Linked DNA regions of Homo sapiens: regions 2, 3 and 4 are each linked to region 1. The links are chromatin contacts, found by Hi-C in ENCODE. All regions are on one chromosome and are shown on one strand. The core of a region is the stretch at or near the end of the contact, and the rest is flanking DNA. Distances in the headings are between cores, read along the strand shown.

The links. Hi-C counts contacts between places; a loop is a spot of excess contacts on that map. Pooled maps may share reads with other maps.
Region 2: a loop to region 1 is called in a map with no recorded cell type, with 19 times the contacts of the local background. The contact joins two enhancer-like sites. A Hi-C loop is called at or near these places in 2 of 37 single-sample maps with no recorded cell type and 4 of 50 pooled maps.
Region 3: a loop to region 1 is called in a map with no recorded cell type, with 34 times the contacts of the local background. The contact joins two enhancer-like sites. A Hi-C loop is called at or near these places in 6 of 37 single-sample maps with no recorded cell type and 4 of 50 pooled maps.
Region 4: a loop to region 1 is called in a map with no recorded cell type, with 28 times the contacts of the local background. The contact joins two enhancer-like sites. A Hi-C loop is called at or near these places in 5 of 37 single-sample maps with no recorded cell type and 3 of 50 pooled maps.

Annotation. Positions count from the first base shown.
Region 1 is chr3:73,446,440-73,451,027 of GRCh38, forward strand. The region is part of intron 3 of PDZRN3 (PDZ domain containing ring finger 3); the gene reads right to left. Among named protein-coding and RNA genes, the nearest start is that of PDZRN3-AS1, 170 kb to the right of the region's middle. RefSeq lists an enhancer at 2,559-2,628. Within about 2 kb of position 2,437, at least 3 of the 41 ENCODE cell types and tissues checked have a DNase peak (open chromatin) inside an H3K27ac peak, as active enhancers do.
Region 2 is chr3:71,009,907-71,014,494 of GRCh38, forward strand. All of the region lies in intron 12 of FOXP1 (forkhead box P1), which reads right to left. Among named protein-coding and RNA genes, the nearest start is that of FOXP1-AS1, 280 kb to the right of the region's middle. Within about 2 kb of position 1,850, at least 8 of the 41 ENCODE cell types and tissues checked have a DNase peak (open chromatin) inside an H3K27ac peak, as active enhancers do.
Region 3 is chr3:71,085,154-71,089,741 of GRCh38, forward strand. The region is part of intron 7 of FOXP1 (forkhead box P1); the gene reads right to left. LOC124906247 (a long non-coding RNA gene) reads left to right here. Exons shown (of 2, transcript XR_007095956.1): 2 at 1-3,562. Among named protein-coding and RNA genes, the nearest start is that of FOXP1-AS1, 200 kb to the right of the region's middle. RefSeq lists an enhancer at 2,691-2,790. Within about 2 kb of position 2,203, at least 7 of the 41 ENCODE cell types and tissues checked have a DNase peak (open chromatin) inside an H3K27ac peak, as active enhancers do.
Region 4 is chr3:71,390,633-71,395,220 of GRCh38, forward strand. The region is part of intron 3 of FOXP1 (forkhead box P1); the gene reads right to left. Among named protein-coding and RNA genes, the nearest start is that of FOXP1-AS1, 100 kb to the left of the region's middle. RefSeq lists an enhancer at 1,621-1,700. Within about 2 kb of position 1,844, at least 4 of the 41 ENCODE cell types and tissues checked have a DNase peak (open chromatin) inside an H3K27ac peak, as active enhancers do.

The DNA of each region.
Region 1 (4,588 bases), core at 1,187-3,686:
CTGAGGACTAACAGAGTGGCCAAATACATATTTGTCTTATAAGGACATTTAAAAACTTCATGCGTTAGTACCTTAATTGGAAAACAAAAACCTGAAAAAATTATTAGACATAACCTCAGGAGTTTCAAAACAGAGTAAGTTTAAATTTACAGAATACTCACTACACTTTCTTATCTGCCTGACTCTCTGTACAAGGATTCAGTTGCTGGCGGGGACAGAGAGCAACATGTCCCAGGGAAGCTGAGGAAGAACGTGGATGGAAAACAGACTGCTTCTGGCGATGTGAACCTTCCCTTACCTTAGGAAGAAGGGTAACCAGGGTGCACAGAATGGCGAATTGAGGACCTTTTCTTCTCAGTTCCTTCTTTAAAATACTGAATCCTACTGCATCGAGTGAGTAGGTTTTCATGTCTTACCCTCGTGACTTGTGTATTCTGTTGCTCTCGACAGTGCTGGGTGAGCTGGCTCCTAGCTCCTGCCTTCTCCCACTTCCCAGCTTGCTGCAGCCCTCTGGTGACAGTCAGACAATGATATGGAAGGATTCCTGACTAATTCGGATGGACGTGAGCTGAACCTTCCCTGCTTCTGGCCAACCTCTTGACTATATATATATATATAAAGAATTGCAATATATATATATATATATTAGATATATATATTAGATCTAATATATATAATTTTGCAATCCATTTATTTGTCTCTGTATTCACTCCCATCCCCAAATTATTTTCATGGTGGAGAAACAAACTTTGTGCCCCTTCTTCAACTGCAAAACCTTGCTCTGCCCTCCCTTCAGTTGCACTGCTTCTCTTAGTCTGTGCAGGAAATCGAAGCCTCGTGCCCTCGGACTCAAGGCTCTCCCAGACCTCCATCCCTCCCACTCGTGCTGTCTGTCCTAGCTTCCTGTTGCCTGTCTCCTCCCTCTCCAGGCCGACAGAGGTTTCTCAAGACATTCTGAAGGCTCCCAAATCTGCCACTCCCCAGTCTTCTCCCTCTCCCTCCTTTTGCTGACACGTTCCTCCATAGAGCAGTCTACACTTAACTTCTCTTCTTTCTCACCTCCACCCATTCTCTTTGGTTTGCCCTCTGCAATCCTTCCTCCATAGCCGAACACACACTACTATAGCTGTCCCATCTGGGGTCATAATGACCTCCCAATTGCCGCAACCAAGAGCTTGTTGTAAGTCCTCCATTCAAACTATCTAAATAGGAGGACGTGGAGGTCCATAGTTCAAGATTTACCTCCACTGGCTTTAGAGATAATTCAGTTGCAGTCCAAAAAGATTACTTACCGGCGGAACTGAGATGTGGCCCCAGCCTTCTGTTAACCATGTTGATGTTCTTTCTCCTAAAGACCACCACCTGCCTTGACCTTCCCTGTAACACCTGACCCTGTTGACTCTACACTCCTTCTTAACTCTTCCCTGGTCCTTTCATAGTATACATTCCTCATCTACCCAGATCCCTCTGGTAATGCCTGCTAGCTCCTTTTCCTCTTGCATTCTACATAAATATAGATATGCCCTAAATATCATAGCTTTTCCAGTAGTAAGGATCATATCTAGCACACACATTTTCTTCTTCCCACCTCTCTTCTGTCTCCATATACTGCCAGTGGGAGTTCAACCTATTAGAAATGCCCTCTGACAACCAAAAACATCCTTCTCTTTCATCACCCGTAAATAAGCACCTACCATGTGAGATTCAGCACAGGAGGGGAATCTGGGATCAGACTGCCTAATTTCAAATCCCAGCTCAGCTTCTTTAGCACATGCCATTGTGACCTGGCAAGATTCTTCCCAAGTCTTCATTTTTTCTTCTAACCACCTACGATTGTTGTGAAGACTAATGAGAAATTACTCATACAGAGTTACTCAGTGAAGTGGCTGGCTTGCAGCATTAATGGTAAATGCTCAGTAGATTTTAGTTTTCTTCCTTTCTTTTTTACATTTTCACTTTTAATGTTTGCTAGGGATGATGCTGAACCCTAGTTCCATCCCTTGTATAGCTCAGCGTCTGGTGTAATTAAACTTTAGATGTGCCACAGCAGCTGTCTGCAGAGTAGATGGGGAGAAAGGAGTGAAGAGTTAATTCTACTTAGGGCATCAGAAAAACCTTCATTTGAAGAGCTAAACACTAATCTCAATCTTGTTTTTTTTTCCTGGGGACTAAGCTGCTATACAGACCACATGTAAACTTTATTTAATAGAAGCTTCACAAGTGAGCAATATCATGGCAAGAAAAAAACATTTAGAACAGAATTGTTCAGACATTGGGGTGCATTTAGCTACTAGGGTGGGCAAGAAACATAGGCCAGAATAATTTGTGGCTACCCCTGAGGATATTCACAGTATGTAACACCTCAAGCCAGAGAAGCCATGGAAACACCTGGTGTGATACATCTGTACTTGTGGCACGAAAGTCAGGACAGGCACCTTTTATATTTAAAACCAGTCACCATGACTACCACAACCCAGTTTCTCATGCTACCACAAACCTTCTATTTCTCACTGCAATGTGGTGTGTGGCATGGTTGGAGTCACAAGACTGATTTTCATGGGACTTTGAACCTCTGATTCTTATGTTTCTTTGAGTTTCATTTTAAGCCTGGTCTTTGCAGAGAAAGGGGGAAGAAATCACAGATAATTAAAGCATAAAATATTCTCATTTCATGGTGGGGCTAACAAGTGAAACTACAAGTAATGATGTAATCCAACTTGTCAAAAAGGGAAATGAAAAGAGGAGACAGAAGGCAGGACAGAGCCTTGGGACCCAGCGTGCCATGTCATCTTCTAATTAACTAACTGATCCTTTAAACTGTCAAACTCGGCGAGGAACTCCATGGCCTGGCATCTGATTAATATTCATATTCGGGCACTGGATGCTCTGATTTAAGTCCCAACGGCTGTAGTTAAACATCAGTCTTTAAAAAAAAAAAGAGAGAGAGGGAAATAAAAACCTGCCTGGTGAACCAAAGTCTCCAGGTTTTACATTCATAGGGAAATGAGGGAAGGCCACACTGAGTTCCATAATCCACAGTGCGAGCAAATCCTCCGTGGATGCATATTGATTTCTGAATCATGATGAGGACTTGTATATTGAACAAATAATTATTTTGCTTCTTTCTACTGGCAGCCACATTGTTAATCATATCCCACGCCTCACTGTTAAATAAGCGAACAACGCGTGTAAAATTACATAGCATTCGGTAATATAATCAAGCTTTTAATTTCAAACAAAAATAATTGAATATGTAATTTAATTAAAACAGGCTAGAATCCATCATTCAGTTAAACTGTAATAAGTGGCAGCCTGGACTTTTATTCTTATGGCACAGGCTGCAAAAGAATATATTGCCTCCCTTAAATTGACTTCTCGACTAAAAAATGCTTCAGTCTGGGGTGTAAGAAAAGCCTGTTCTAACTGCATGCTTTACGTAGATGAGGCAATTGACTTAAAAAACTCAAACCAGCACCCCTAGACAGAGTCTCAGTCTGATTCACACTCCCAACCACCAACAGCTGGGCAGCACACGCCATAGGTACCTCCTCTGGAGGACGATGATGAGAAGGGTCCTTAGGAGGCACTGGATGGACTGTGCCTTTTCCTTTACTCTCAGTTCTCTTTTTATTAATTAAAGACCTCTGAAGGAAGAAAATAAGTCAGCCCAGTTCCACTGCAAGTTCTAACAGCATTGGTTTTTGGAAAATGTTTCCTAAGATATTTTTATATTTAATGTGAGAGAGGCTTCCCTCTCATGATGCCAGTCCATTCTACATTACTGTGTTCTACATTGACATGCCACTGATCCCATATGCCTTCTCAGTAGCAATTCTTCCTTACCCTATAGAGCGTACTAAACATTCTCAAGCCCTTGTTAAACATACTACTTAGCTATTCTCCAAGTTATATTTAAAAATGGGTGACATTGCTCATGGATGTGCAGATTGGCATCATAATCAATACACACACAAAATACAAAAGGTGTGGTAAGAGCTAGGCTCAAGCTGATCAGTGCAGCCAATAGATATCGAGGCCTATCACGTAATCAGGCACATTAATAAGTCACGATTCATTTTCTTTTTAGCAGGGAGGACATGCTATACATCTAATCAGTATATTTTTAATAAAGGAATAGCCCACTTGTAATAAATACATACATACATTCCAAATAGCTTGTGTGATTTTCCAAATTGAGCAAAAAATGTGGTCAAACTGGTTTAGGGTACAAGTTTAAATTCCAAAAGGCATTTTTGCATTTCTGCTAACTAGAGTAGGAAGAGGAGGAAAACCATCCAACAGCACCATTACTATCTCTGCATCACACCTGCCTTTGAAAGATCAGAACTGAAAAGGCAGACTGGCTGGTGCTGCCCATCAGAAGCCTTAATTCTTTTCACCCTCTGGATGAGACCTGCAGAATCAACAATCAAAAAAGTTCTTCCGCTGATAATTATTCTAGGATGATTTGGAATATTTCTCATGCTCTTTAAAAAAAAAAAAGCTGGCACATCTCAAATTTCACCCACACCCACCTCTATTTGGAGTTTTCAGGCCATTGGGGAAACCTACCGTCACCGCCAATCCT
Region 2 (4,588 bases), core at 600-3,099, 2.4 Mb before region 1:
CCCAGCTGAATTTTTTTTTTTTTTTTTTTGGCAGAGATAGGGTCTTGCTATGTTGACCTGGCTGGTCTCAAACTCTTGGCCTCAAGAAATCCTTCCACCTTAGCCTCCAAATGCATTGGGATTACAGGGGTAAACCACCTGTGTCTTGCCTGGTGTACCTTTTAATTCTAACAACCGTAAAAAGTGGTTAACATCCCAAATCACATGTGCTGATACTGAGGCTCAGATGACATGTGGCTAGTTCAAAGAACATATTAATAATGTCCTCACTACCCAGTCAGGCTTTCTCCAAAACTTTCTTTACATCCACTGCCAAGCAGAAAGCAAACTGTCAATAAGAAGTGCTGCCTCTAACCAGGCTGTATAATGCAGCAGTTAAGAATAAGTCTTCTGAAGCCAGACTGCCTGGGTTTGGACCTTGACTCCACCTCTTATTAGCTGTGTGACCTTGGGTAAATCATTTAACCTCTCTGGGCATTAGTTTCCTTAACTCTATGCTGGGAATACTACTACAATACTAGCATAAACTGTTTGTGAGGATTAAATGAGTTAATATATGTGAAGCATTTCGGGACTATGCCTGTTTTAAGGTTCAGTACTATTTAATTATAAACTATTACTAGGGGAGTGTAAAATCAAGGGAACAGAAAATAGGTGAAAATAATCTATGAAGTAACACTTAAATCAAGGTCAAAGCAATGTTACCTTTATTAAGTAAGAATACCAAGGAGAATTCAAGCAACACTGCTATCAATTTGCCTAAACCATAAGAAATCCCTTCTAAAAAAGAAAGGGACAACTGAAGAGAAGCGTAGACTAGAGAATTTTGGGTCCACTGAAGCAAATGAAGATGCTTTCAGGATCTATGAATCCAGCAATCTGAGCAAAGTACTTGATGCATCACTCTCTGATGACAATAACCCCCCCTCCCCCCCCACCCAGTGAGATCATTCAAAGAAGCCAGGTGGTTTTTACTTGAACCACAGAAGTTTGCTAGCTTCTTTCAGTTCGGTTCAATGGAAAACAAAGTTGGTTTCATCAAAGTCAATTTGATTTCCCTTTAGACTGAACAGAGAAGTGGGAAATGTGAATCTACAAGAAGACTAACTTATTTTCCACTGCACTAGGCAAGATCCTGATACCTGAAGACAACTCTGAATTTCCAAGAGTTAAAATCATGTTGTAGAGGAAAACTGAAATCCTGAATTTGTTACATATGACCAGTCAATGCGTAACTCAGGAAAGCATCTAGGGGAGTTTCTTCTTACTCAGCATTTGCTCTCCTTTGCTACTTTACAATATTCATTTTTACATTCTTGAAGCAACTTTCTCATCCCCAGCCCCCATGTGGTTCACGTGGGGTGAACATCTCCCTCTGTTCTGGAGGCAGCATGTAATGCAAGCCAGGGCACATCATGGTGATTGGCTCAAAGCTAGAACACATGACTCAATCTGGGCCAATGACAGTCTGCCTATGGCTTTTTCTGGGGCTACATGGAAAGAGATACTCTGTGGGATTAATAAACCTGTCCTCTTCAGTTCCACTTGGAAAGAGCCCCCAGATGAAGACAACATAGAAAAACAGAGCTAATGGACAATCAATACTCCAACAGCCTTGGTTAAATATCAGGATCTAGCCATGCTTGAAGCCAGCTGTACCACTGGACTTCCTAGCAATAGGGGCCAATTATCATCCCTCATTTATTTATTTATTTTTTTCGCTTCAGCCAATTTAAGTTGGGTTTCTGTAACTTACAAACAAAAGTCGTCTTACAAATATAAGTCAATAAATAAGTACCAGGAAATAACCAAGCAACAGTTGCAGGTTGATAGTGGGCATTCCAATTCCACTGAGCAAACAGGAACTGAGAACATGTCGTGTCATGTGCAAAACCACAATAAATAATTGATAGGTGGTTTCCTATACAAGTGCCAGACTTCTAATATCTTTAGAAGAGAAATGGGCTCTTTTATAGGAATTGAGTCTAGGCCCCAATTCTAATGATCTTTATTTTCTTTAATACGAAAATTATTCTCTCTCCTTTTTGGGATAATCTTCTAATAAATATAACCTAATTGTCAGCTCACATAACAAATGAACCTATGATTTGAGGATTTTTTACGGTAGGCATAAGTTAGCCATTAACAAAATGTTTAAAATGGGTCTAGAAACTGTCATTTCCCTTTCTGACTCTGAAACTGATATATGTCCCTGAGCTTATGGATAGCAATTTTATAGTTCTAGAGACTTTATAACAATAAATCATATTTACAGATGTTTATCAGCCATTCTACAGATGGAAGAAATCGGTACCAAGGTATTTATCAAACCTAGCACTGGTGTAGAAGAAAAAACTCAGAATTTAAAAGTGGCTCTGCCAAGTTCTTTTTCTCTCATTATATAAATATGATTAGGCAAATGATCAGGAAAGAACAAAACTAAGATTCTATAGTGAGTGATTTCTAAACAAAACAAAACCCAATATCACTACTCTGAATGATAATAATTGTAAACGGCTGTTGCTTAATTTAAAATAAAGCATTGCTGATCGTGATTGTTCACATCTAGAAGCAATTTTGGACATCTCTTTTAAAATATTTTTAAGTACTTAAGTTTTCAATGACTACATAATGCTCTCAGAGTATAATCCTGAGGCAAGAAAGCTATGAAATAGATTCACAGGCTTCCATTCATTAACCAAAAATTTATATTCACCAAAACTGCTTGCAGGTAACACAAGGTATCTCTCTAAGGATGGCTTTATTACAATATTTGTATCGGGTCCATAAAGATAGATACAGAGACTGTTCTAACAATATAAAGACCACACAAAACTGGAGACCTGCACATAAATCAGCTCACCTCTGTTTCCCTGGGGCTTGAATGAGAGAGAAAAGCTAGAAGGAGATGGTCCCCAACACCCAATTTGTAAACCATCAAGCACCCAGATGTATACATGGGCATATGTTATAGTTATACATGTGCCTATGTTATAGGTATACATGTGCATATGTTTGATTACATGTCTATAATATCATGTAACATTATATTCAATTCATAGGTTAATGATTCAGTGATATTATGAATATATTTATATGATACAAAAATGGAGGGCAGTTTGGTCTAAATTTTATTTTTAACTGACAAGGTAACACAAGTAAGGAATAGCATAGAAGCATTTCACTTCAGCTATGAGATTAATATTATTTCCTTACAGAGATGCTTTATAGGTGTTATAGCTTCAAATGGGCCAACCCAGGTCTTAGTCATACTTTAACAGTAGAAATTGTTACTCCACTTTCCCTATAAGGACAAGAACCTGAACAAAAGTCAATACCAATATAGAAAGTTAAGAACCAAATTGGTAGCTTTCCTCGCCATCTGCTTTCTACATTTATAAAGTCAATTGTATAACAAAGAATGGGTCCAATCACCCAGCTGCAATTGGCCAGTAATTGTCACCAATTTTATAAAAATAAAGTGCATATGCAATTGCTTCAAAGAGAATAAAATACCTAGGAACCCAACTTGCAAGGGAAGTGAAGGACCTCTTCAAGGAGAACTACAAACCACTGCTCAATGAAATAAAAGAGGATACAAACAAATGGAAGAACATTCCATGCTCATGGATAGGAAGAATCAGTATCGTGAAAATGGCCACATTGCCCAAGGTAATTTATAGATTCAATGCCATCGCCATCAAGCTACCAATGACTTTCTTCACAGAATTGGAAAGAACTACTTTAAAGTTCATATGGAACCAAAAAAGAGCCCACATTGCCAAGATAATCCTAAGCAAAAAGAACAAAGCTGGAGGCATCACACTACCTGACTTCAAACTATACTACAAGGCTACAGTAACCAAAACAGCATGGTACTGGTACTACAACAGGGATATAGACCAAGGGAACAGAACAGAGCCCTCAGAAATAATACCACACATCTACAACCACCTGATCTTTGACAAACCTGACAAAAACAAGAAATGGGGAAAGGATTCCCTATTTAATAAATGGTGCTGGGAAAACTGGCTAGCCATATGGAGAAAGCTGAAACTGGATCCCTTCCTTACACCTTATACAAAAATTAATTCAAGATGGATTAAAGACTTAAACGTTAGACCTAAAAACCATAAAATCCCTAGAAAAAGAAAACCTAGGCAATACCATTCAGGGCATAGGCATGGGCAAGGACTTCATGACTAAAACAGCAAAAGCAATGGCAACAAAAGCCAAAATTGACAAATGGGATCTAATTAAACTAAAAAGCTTCTGCACAGCAAAAGAAACTACCATCAGAGTGAACAGGCAACCTACAGAATGGGAGAAAATTTTTGCAATCTACTCATCTGACAAAGGGCTAATCTACAAAGAACTTAATTTACAAGAAAAAAATCAAACAACCCCATCAAAAAGTGGGCGAAGGATATGAACAGACACTTCTCAAAAGAAGACATTTATGCAGCCAACAGACACATGAAAAAATGCTCATCATCACTGGCCATCAGAGAAACGCAAATCAAAACCGCAATGAGATACCATCTCACACCAGTTAGAATGGCAATCATTAAAAAGTCGGGAAACAACA
Region 3 (4,588 bases), core at 953-3,452, 2.4 Mb before region 1:
CTTTTCTGAGACGAGGTCTCACTCTGTCCCCCAGGCTGGAGTACAGTGACACAATCACAGCTCACTGCAACCTCAACCTCCCATGGTCAAGCAATCCTCCCATGTCAGCCTCCTAAGTAGCTGCGACTCCAGGTGCATAACACCACATTCAGCTAATTTAAAAAAAAATTTTTTTTTGTAGAGATAGGGTCTCCCTGTGTTACCCAGGCTGGTCCCGAAGTCCTGGCCTCAAGCAATTCTCTTGCCTTGGCCTCCCAAAGTGCCTCACATCACAGGTGTGAGCTACTACGCCAGGCCCCACTTAGCTTTTTTTACTTCACCCCATTAATATTTAGTATCCCAAAGTTTCATTTATTTTCCTGTTACTGTGAAATTCCAGGTGAAGATTACTGGGCTCCTATGGCTTCAGCTTTTTACTATTAAGGAATATTATATTAGAATCATCAACAACAATCCAGTGAAATTCTAATAACATTATTAGCACCTTTCGTTAAGCGTATGTCACATGCTGTGTGTCTCTAGCTGGGTGCTTTATGTCCAAGTTTTCATTTGGTTCTTGTATGGTGGGTATCATTTATGGCCTTTTTTTTTTTTTTACATGGAGTCTCACTGTGTTGCCAGACTGGAGTGCAGTGGTGTGATCTTGGCTCACTGCAACCTCCGCCTCCTGGGTTCAAGCGATTCTCCTGCCTCAGCCTCCTGAGTAGCTGGGACCACAGGCGGGTGCCACCACACCCAGCTATTTTTTGTATTTTTAGTAGAGACAGGATTTCACCATGTTGGCCAGGATGGCCTTGATCTCTTGACCTCGTGATCTGCCCGCCTTGGCCTCCCAAAGTGCTAGGATTACAGGCGTGAGCCACCGCACATTTACGGCCATTTTATAGACAAAGAAACAAAGTTTTCTATTTTGCCCAAGGTCATGGTGGCAGGTCACGATTCAAACATGAATCCTTTGTTTCTAAAGCCTAAAGAGACTCAGGATGACATGGCTGAAAATTCTAGCATTGGAACTGCAAATATCGGATTGAAATCCATCACAACTGTATTCTTTGTAGCTGCAAACCTGAAACCAGTGTCTCATGTTGACAACTGGCCTTGCCCATGTTTTGTCCTTGGCCAAGGGGCAAAAAGAAAGCTCTGCCCTCTTTCAGACTGTGCCCATTACAGTTCTAGCTTACTTATCTAGGACTGCTAGTTAATTTCATATTAAGGAAATCTGTGAGCATCCCATGAAAGGGGATCTTCTCTCGTTCTTGCTTATGTGACAACAACATATACAAACATCATTATTATGCAATGTACCGGGGGGAAAGGGAGCACATTTGATAAATGTCATGATAATTTTATTCTTCGGGAATCTAAAATTGCTGTTGCCTTTTCTAATCTCCAGTGTCTCTAGCTGGTCCAGAGATAACGGCTCCCATCCCAGGCTAGAGACTCCATCTCTAATTTCCCCAAGTCTGTCAATGAGAGGCAGGGACTGAAATCCCAAGTTCTGTCTCACCGGATATTTTCCAGGAATGCCTCTCTTCCAAATCATCAGCGACATTTAACATGACCCTGAGCAGCAAACTTCTGCCCCAGAGGAAAGCAGAAAACCAATTTATGTAAAATTAAAAGCGATTTGCTTGATCCATCACTTGCTTCCACTCCCGTCCCACTTTCAACTGCAACACATTCAGCTGGAATTACAGGCTACCTCTTCGTCCTGCACTGGGGCATAGAATCTATCTATGCACAACCATGGAGAACAAACATTACAGAGAAAATAATGACTTTGGAAGCACCAGGCACCCTACCCAAACACAAGCTACATGTGTGTTCACAGATGGAAACTAACGGCTGTTTACCCTGAAGGCCCCATAAGAAAAATGCAGTCACCATAACAGTAAAATGCAACTTACTATTCAACATGAAACAAAGTGAGATAAAGAGAGGGCTAGGGACTGAATTCCAACAAAGAGCTCTTATAGTACCTTGGATTTCCTCGGGACAGTCCACACCATTCAAGAGCTGTGCAGGCCCTGAAGAGGTGAGCTGCACAACTGATGAGATCAAAAGACCAAGGCAGGAAAAGGGTTGCAGGTTAGCTCAGTTCTTTGTTGGGTGGGTCAGAGAACAGAACTCATGTGACATCATTTTGTGTCTTGCTCTGGAGGTGCACTTAGCAAAGCCAGAAATCCAATGTTAATTGATCAAACAACGACAACAAAATACCGGTTTTGTCTGGCAAAGGATTATGCAACATATTGATGTAAACGGCATCGAGCCGCATCAGAGGTACTCTGACCATTTCCTTGATGCAACAAATAAGGGCACGCATTCCTTGTCAGTGCATCACAAAATGACAACAAAAGTCATCCAAGGTTTCCTGTTGAGAGATGCCAGCTGGTATTGACAAAGGCTTAAGAGTGTCTTTCTCAGACCTCTGTGGTTTAGCACTTTGTCAAAACAGGATACTATTTAAATTAAAAATTTACTGATTCAAGTTCAGAAAAACCCTGCTTTGCTGTTTTTATAACCAAATTTGTGGGTGGGGAAACTTTGACCTTTATTTTTTCTTTTTTTATGACACCTTATATGGGTCTGAGAAGGTACTATATTTAGCAGGCTAGATTTGAGAACTAAGGTGTCTAAGCAAGATGACTATCACTTTCTATGAATTACTGTACATGTGAAATCATGGGCTTGTTATATTATGCAAAAGCGACTCATGTGAAACAAACAAAAATACCTGTTTGCATGTATAAGTTTTGTAAAATCTTTGTGGGGAGAGAAAGGGGAAATACACACTAGACTAGGCCACGGCATAATGTACCTCCCATGTGAATCTGGCTTAGTGTGCAAATGTATGTTTTCAGAGAAGGCTAAGCCAGGGCTGTAAGACTATGGTCAAAAAAGCAAAGCTGACGGTCAACCATAAGCAGTGCAGTGGTGAGAACCAAGATGCTGGGGAATAGATGGAGTCTCTGGAAATTGCGAAAGAGCAACCAAGCTTGTTTCTGATTGGGGGCTCTTAAACTTGCTCTTCCCCGAACCTGAAACTTTCTTCCCTAGATAGACGCAAGACTCAGTCCCTCACTCAGTCAAGGTCTCTACTCAAAGACCATTTCCTCAGAGTCCTTCCCTGGCCAGCCAGTCAAACATGGGACTGTCATCACCACGGTGTTTATCTTAATCTACTTTGTTTTCTTACAGATTTCATCGTCACACAACATGTGGTGATACATTGTTTTGTTTTTTGTTTTTTTTTTTTTGGCTTACCAGTTTAATGTCCCATAAGAATGTAATCTCCCGGCTGCTTTCTCTGCTGCTCACTCTAGGTGCCTCACTCTAGGTGTCTAGGTCAACACAACCACCCAATAATTTGTCAGATGTTTGTTGAACAGGGAATCTCATGAACAGTCTATTTGAGTTGCGTAAAGGATCTCATTATTTTTCTTGAACTTTCACCTGTCTAGCTAACTATTTATGGGAAAGGTACTAACAAAGTCATTCCAATGATGTCAAAGACTTCTGAGACACCAGAGATGCAGTTAGATATAAATATTAAACTACTTATTTTGCCTTAAAATCACTCTGAGATTATCTTTGAAGGTCTTACAGCTTTGAGAATATGCAACTTCCCATTGTTTAGGGGGAAACGCTGGAGGAAATTTGCATAATTTGAGAAAGAAATCGAACTCACCAAATACCTTAGTGCAGTTCATCTCTTTTGTCAATCTCTCTTTCTTATTAGTACAGGCAAATCTTTTAGTGAAGTGAATAATACTTTGGCCAATGACCTTACGCCAAGAGTACACCAGTGCTCAGGTCACATTTTGACCTTTCTTCCATCCAACATAGCTGAAGGATATGACACTTTATAAACAATTACACTGACTTGCTCTTACTCTGATTCTAAATAGGGCTAATGAGGAGGTTGGAATCAGTGGCACCCAACCTCCGAAACAAGCCCCAAAGATTCTCACCATTTGGTATTCATGCCTTGGATAGTACCTTCCAACACCATGTCAGGGCCGGTCTCTGTGACCAATAAATATGGCAGAAGTAATGGTATGTGATTTCCAAGGCTAGGTCACAACTTGGATCACTCTGGGAAAAGCCAGCTGCCACATCACAAGGGCACTGAAGTCACACTATGGAGAGGTCCACAGCCTGAGAACTTGAGGCCTCCTGCTGACAGCCATGTGAGCGAGCCATCTTGGAAGCGGCTCCCCTAGCCCCAATCATGCCCCAGCCTCACATTTTGACTGCAATCTCATGAGATGCTATGAGCCTGAACCACCCAGCTAAGCCACTCCCCTATCTCTGACTCACAGAAAGTGTGTAAAAGAATAAATGTTTAAACTGTAAGACACTAAGGTTTGGAGTAAATAACAGAGTTATCCAAATCTGATCATGAGGGCAGTTGCATGTCATCTGGCTTGCACACACTTTCTTCCTGCAGGAACACTCTTCCCTGCCCCATCCTTGCCACATGGGGATCACTACTACCCACAGTCCTAGTTAAGAAAGAGGAACTCTAATTTTCACAAGGCAGCCAGTTTAAAAAGACATCAGTCTATAATCAGGGTACAAAGAT
Region 4 (4,588 bases), core at 594-3,093, 2.1 Mb before region 1:
CAAGTCTCCAAAAAGCGAAAGGTTTATTCCATGATGACATTCTGTTCCAGTTTCAAGTAAACAAAGGCCAACTTCTTGCAGACATGGCAACTTCTTGCAGACGTGGCCCAAGTTAAAAACGGTTAAATAAGAAAGATTTTAAAAGTTCCTTTGTGCATGCTGCTTTGAAATAAACAGTTCAAATTCTTGTGCAGTGCCGTGTAGTCAGGAAGAGATGAGCCCCCCATCTGAGACAAGCCTCACGTTATCAAACTCTGCCCTCCCCAGGCCTGGCCTGTTGCAAATCCAGAATTAAACACTGTTAATTATTTGCAGGCAAAATCCTTTTCAAAGTAAAAAATCAAATTGTTTGTTCAAAAACTCCTGCTCCATCTAAGTTCCCCCTCCCGCTGAACATCATTACTTCAAAGAGCTCACAAAAATGTCATGGCCTCCAAACATGTATATGAAGGAAATGATGAATCTGTATGAATGGAAGATCTAAGTATTCTCCACTTGTAATAATAACACTCACCTAAAACAAAAATATCACATATTTCCAATTCTAGATTGGACTTTGTCAGGTTTCAATATTAAGAGTCAATTTTATTGACTTCCTCCAGTTTAAATTTAGAAATCTTTTTCTTACTGTCTTAACCACCCATGCCTACTTGCCCCCACTACAAAAAGTTTCATGGTTTAGACATAGGTTGAAAAATCTGCCTAACTAAATAAACAAAGACTGCCTTTCTTTCCAAATAAAAATGAGTTTAAGAATTTGCCTACTGTTCCCCCAAGACACAATCATATAGCAAATTCTCCCACCTCCAAAATGATTGATGTGATGTCTTTCCTTTCTTTCATCATTCCCTACCTTGTCTGGTCGCTGGTGAAAACCAGGAAGCCACAGACACACACTTCGGTCTTTCGCTTGTGCGGGCCTCAATTCTCCAATGCCAGGTTGCTGCCAATGTCCTTGCAGCCAATGGTAAACAGGCCACAAGGTTCAAGTTAACTGCGGAGCGTTACTACACTGAACATCTGGTCATGAATGAACGGATTGCCCACTAACTCTCAGCATTGGGCAGCTGATGAAAAATTCAACATTTTCCTTGTTGGCACAGTTGTTTTGGAGAATTCTCTAGAGCTTCCTGAATTATATTAAGAAAATTTCACTGCAGCAATCTATATCTGTGAGAACAGCTGGTGTTGAAAGGGATCTGCTGCTCTCTCTCTGTGCTGGGGGACCTCATGTTGGATCAGGACACTTTTACTACATTTGTCCTTGAAAACTTAGCCTTCGTTCAGGGGTACAGGGTAAAGCAGGAAAGACAGCTCACGGATGCTGGATTCCACACAGACGAACATCTTAATTCAGAGTGAAAAATCTATTACTCAGTGAAGAAGGCATTAAGATCAAAACAGTTCATTAGAAATAGACCTGTCTCTGAATTTTCTTTAGAAAACATATCTAATCAAAATTATCGTTGGGTTATGATATCAGATTGGTCCTATCAGCATGGCACATTTCCTAAAGATTTTCAGTAGAAAATAATAGTCCTTTATAAAACTCAACTAGATGCAATGTGTCCAAACATTACTTTTTCACCACATAACTGATTTTAAACTCAGCAAAGTGTTTTATTAAACCTAAGGGTGAAACAATTAGAGCAAATCTGATGTAATATGTTACATTATACTCAGCACTGGAAGAGGTCACAGTGACAGAGGTGTCTGAGGCTTAAGAAAAGAAATTCTCTAAAAATATAACAGTCGCGTTTAAAGAAATTAACTTGTTAATGGATATATGTGATATATTACTATTCTTTTTGTTTAAAAAAAAGGAAGTGGTAAACTTAAGTCAAGCTAAATTTAGGCTATTATCTATGCAGCATAAATTTCACTTCTGTGTATAAATGCTAACTTGCATATTTCTCCATGGTAACTAAACTATGATTAAAACAACAGTGAAACCAGCCTTTAAAGCCACCTGTTTAACTAGGAACAACCTAATTTACAAAAATACTTAAACTTTGGAAATTTCATGGGCATCTATATCGTGCTCTTCCCAGTAGAAAGCTCACTTTTCCATGAACATATAATTGCAATGCACTTGGCCTAGGTCGCAATCATTCTTTTTTTAACTAGTGTAATTTTTTTCATGTATTGTTCACGCTAACCTAAGTGGTATTTAAGATTGTAAAGAATAAGACTGTAATAACTCTTTCCAAGAAGAAAGTTATTTTACCGTTTGGAAGGGATTAATTTACCTAGAAAGTATCTTCACATTTTACAAAAAGAACAAATGAAAAAAGTGAGAAAATTCCAAACTGAAATGACTCTTTGAGATGGCAAGCCACATTCAAACTAATTTTTTTATTGAGATAGCCTGATAATTTACTAATGAAGAAATGGGCTATTTTATTGGTGAAATTAAAGAAATAATTATAATATGCCCAAGAATAATAAAAATGTAGGTATAAGCAATATTTTCTTATTTAATTATAAAACATAAAAGTAGGTTTGAATGTGAATCATTTTGAAACCTTAGAATTGGGTTTAGAATTTAAATACTGAAAACCCCATGAAGTTGAAGCATAATCATAATAGGTCAGGTTTGGTGTGAAAATCATGACTCATATTCATGACACATATTCAGAAATGCCTCATACTAAAACTTTATTATAATCAAAAATTGATCCTCAGTTTTTTTTTGTCTCCTGGTCTTTACATGATGTAATGTCTAAGACCACATTTCACACTGTTAAGTAATGATGACTATAGAAGACTCATAATAAAAAAAAAACTCATAAAATGTCACAATTTATAATTTTATGTATACTTGCCTCTCTAATATCATGTACATTTACGCAGTGGATGCTAATTAGATAACAACGGTATTACTATAATGTCTATAAAACCTGCCTTTAAAACCAAATTCCGTTAAAAATAGTCTTTTCAAGCTGACATAGCCCATTTCCAGGGTCATATTTAAAATAATTAGCACCATTGCTAGTAAATGTTCTAATAAAACTTGAAAATGATTTCTAAGCAAAATGCAAAATTCTCTAAACTTAACAAGAAAGTCTTCCAGTAATCTGAGATAATCTTTTGAAAGGGTGTCTGTGAAATCAAAGCAGTTTTAACATTTTAAAGTTCAGAATCTCTAGGGCCACTTACATGGCTCCTGAAAACTACTCTTGGAGAACCTGACCTATGGACTCTCTCATCCCATCTGATTCTTTTTCATTTTTTAAATTTTTTGTAGAGATGGGATCTCACTGTGTTGCCCAGGCTGGTGTTGAACTCCTGGGCTCAAGTGATCCTCCAGCCTCGGCCTCCCAAAGTGTTGGGGTTACAGGCATGAGCCACTGCACTCAGCCCCATATACTTCTTTGACACATACAAATGTCTGCGGAGCAGAGCAAGAGTTTCTGAGAAGCACATGGAAACAAAAGCCAACTATGCCTGCATCAACAATGTCCACTAAAAGAGCCCCAATTTCCAGAAGAGTCACCAGCTCCCAAAGAGCAGAATGTAAATTGTTCATATGCACCAGCCCAACTCCAAGGCAATCAGCAGTTATTTTTAGAAGTCCCGGATTTTTGTTTTCTCAGAACAATGATGAGTCCTCTTTAGAGATACGTTTTTAAAACCAACAGTCAACTCTCCTTTTTAAGCCTCCCCTATTTCAAATCCAATTCAGCTATTGGACAAAAAATCTAGAAGAAAGAATTCCATAGGCAGTGGTCATTTGTTCTTAAATACATCCCAGACCTTAGAAGAAAAGGTCAAACAGGTTATCTGTGAGTGTGAAGCAATGCCTAGGAACCAATGAGGGAAAAAGGTAACTATACCCACCATGAATTTGTCTGCTAGGTTTCTCCCGGTAAGATATAAAGTCTCTTCAATGGATCAAAGATGCATTTTTATAGTTTTAAAAATAGACATTTTAATAGATAAGATGATCAAATTGAAGGGTCATCAATAATAGCAACTTTGTATTTTGTATATGACTTTGCATTTGTCAGGTAGCTGCCATTTCATCATTATACCGACCCTTGTGTCAAAGGTAGTGTCAGTCTTACAGATGGATGACTCTGGAAAAACTAAATGGCTCGTCCCAAAACTGCTGGGATTTGTTTGGGGACTCCAATTCCAGTGCTCCTTTCACTATTATGGCTCTTAACGAAAGAATTGAACTGGAGGCTGGGCGCGGTGGCTAACGCCTGTAATCCCAGCACTTTGGGAGGCCGAGACGGGCAGATCACCTGAGGTCGGGAGTTCGAGACCAGCCTGACCAACATGGAGAAACCTCGTCTCTACTAAAAATACAAAATTAACCGGATGTGGTGGAGCATGCCTGTAATCCCAGCTACTTGGGAGGCTGAGGCAGGAGAATTGCTTGAACCCAGGAGGCAGAGGTTGCGGTGAGCCAAGATCGCGCCACTGCACTCCAGCCTGGGCAACAAGAGTGAAACCCCGTCACAAAAAAAAAAAAAAAAAAAAAAAAATTGAACTGGATAATCCAGACAAAACCATCTACTTCCCCCTAGTTAATATCTGGAGACTGTTTCACTGATTCTATTATTTGGCTCATGACTGAACA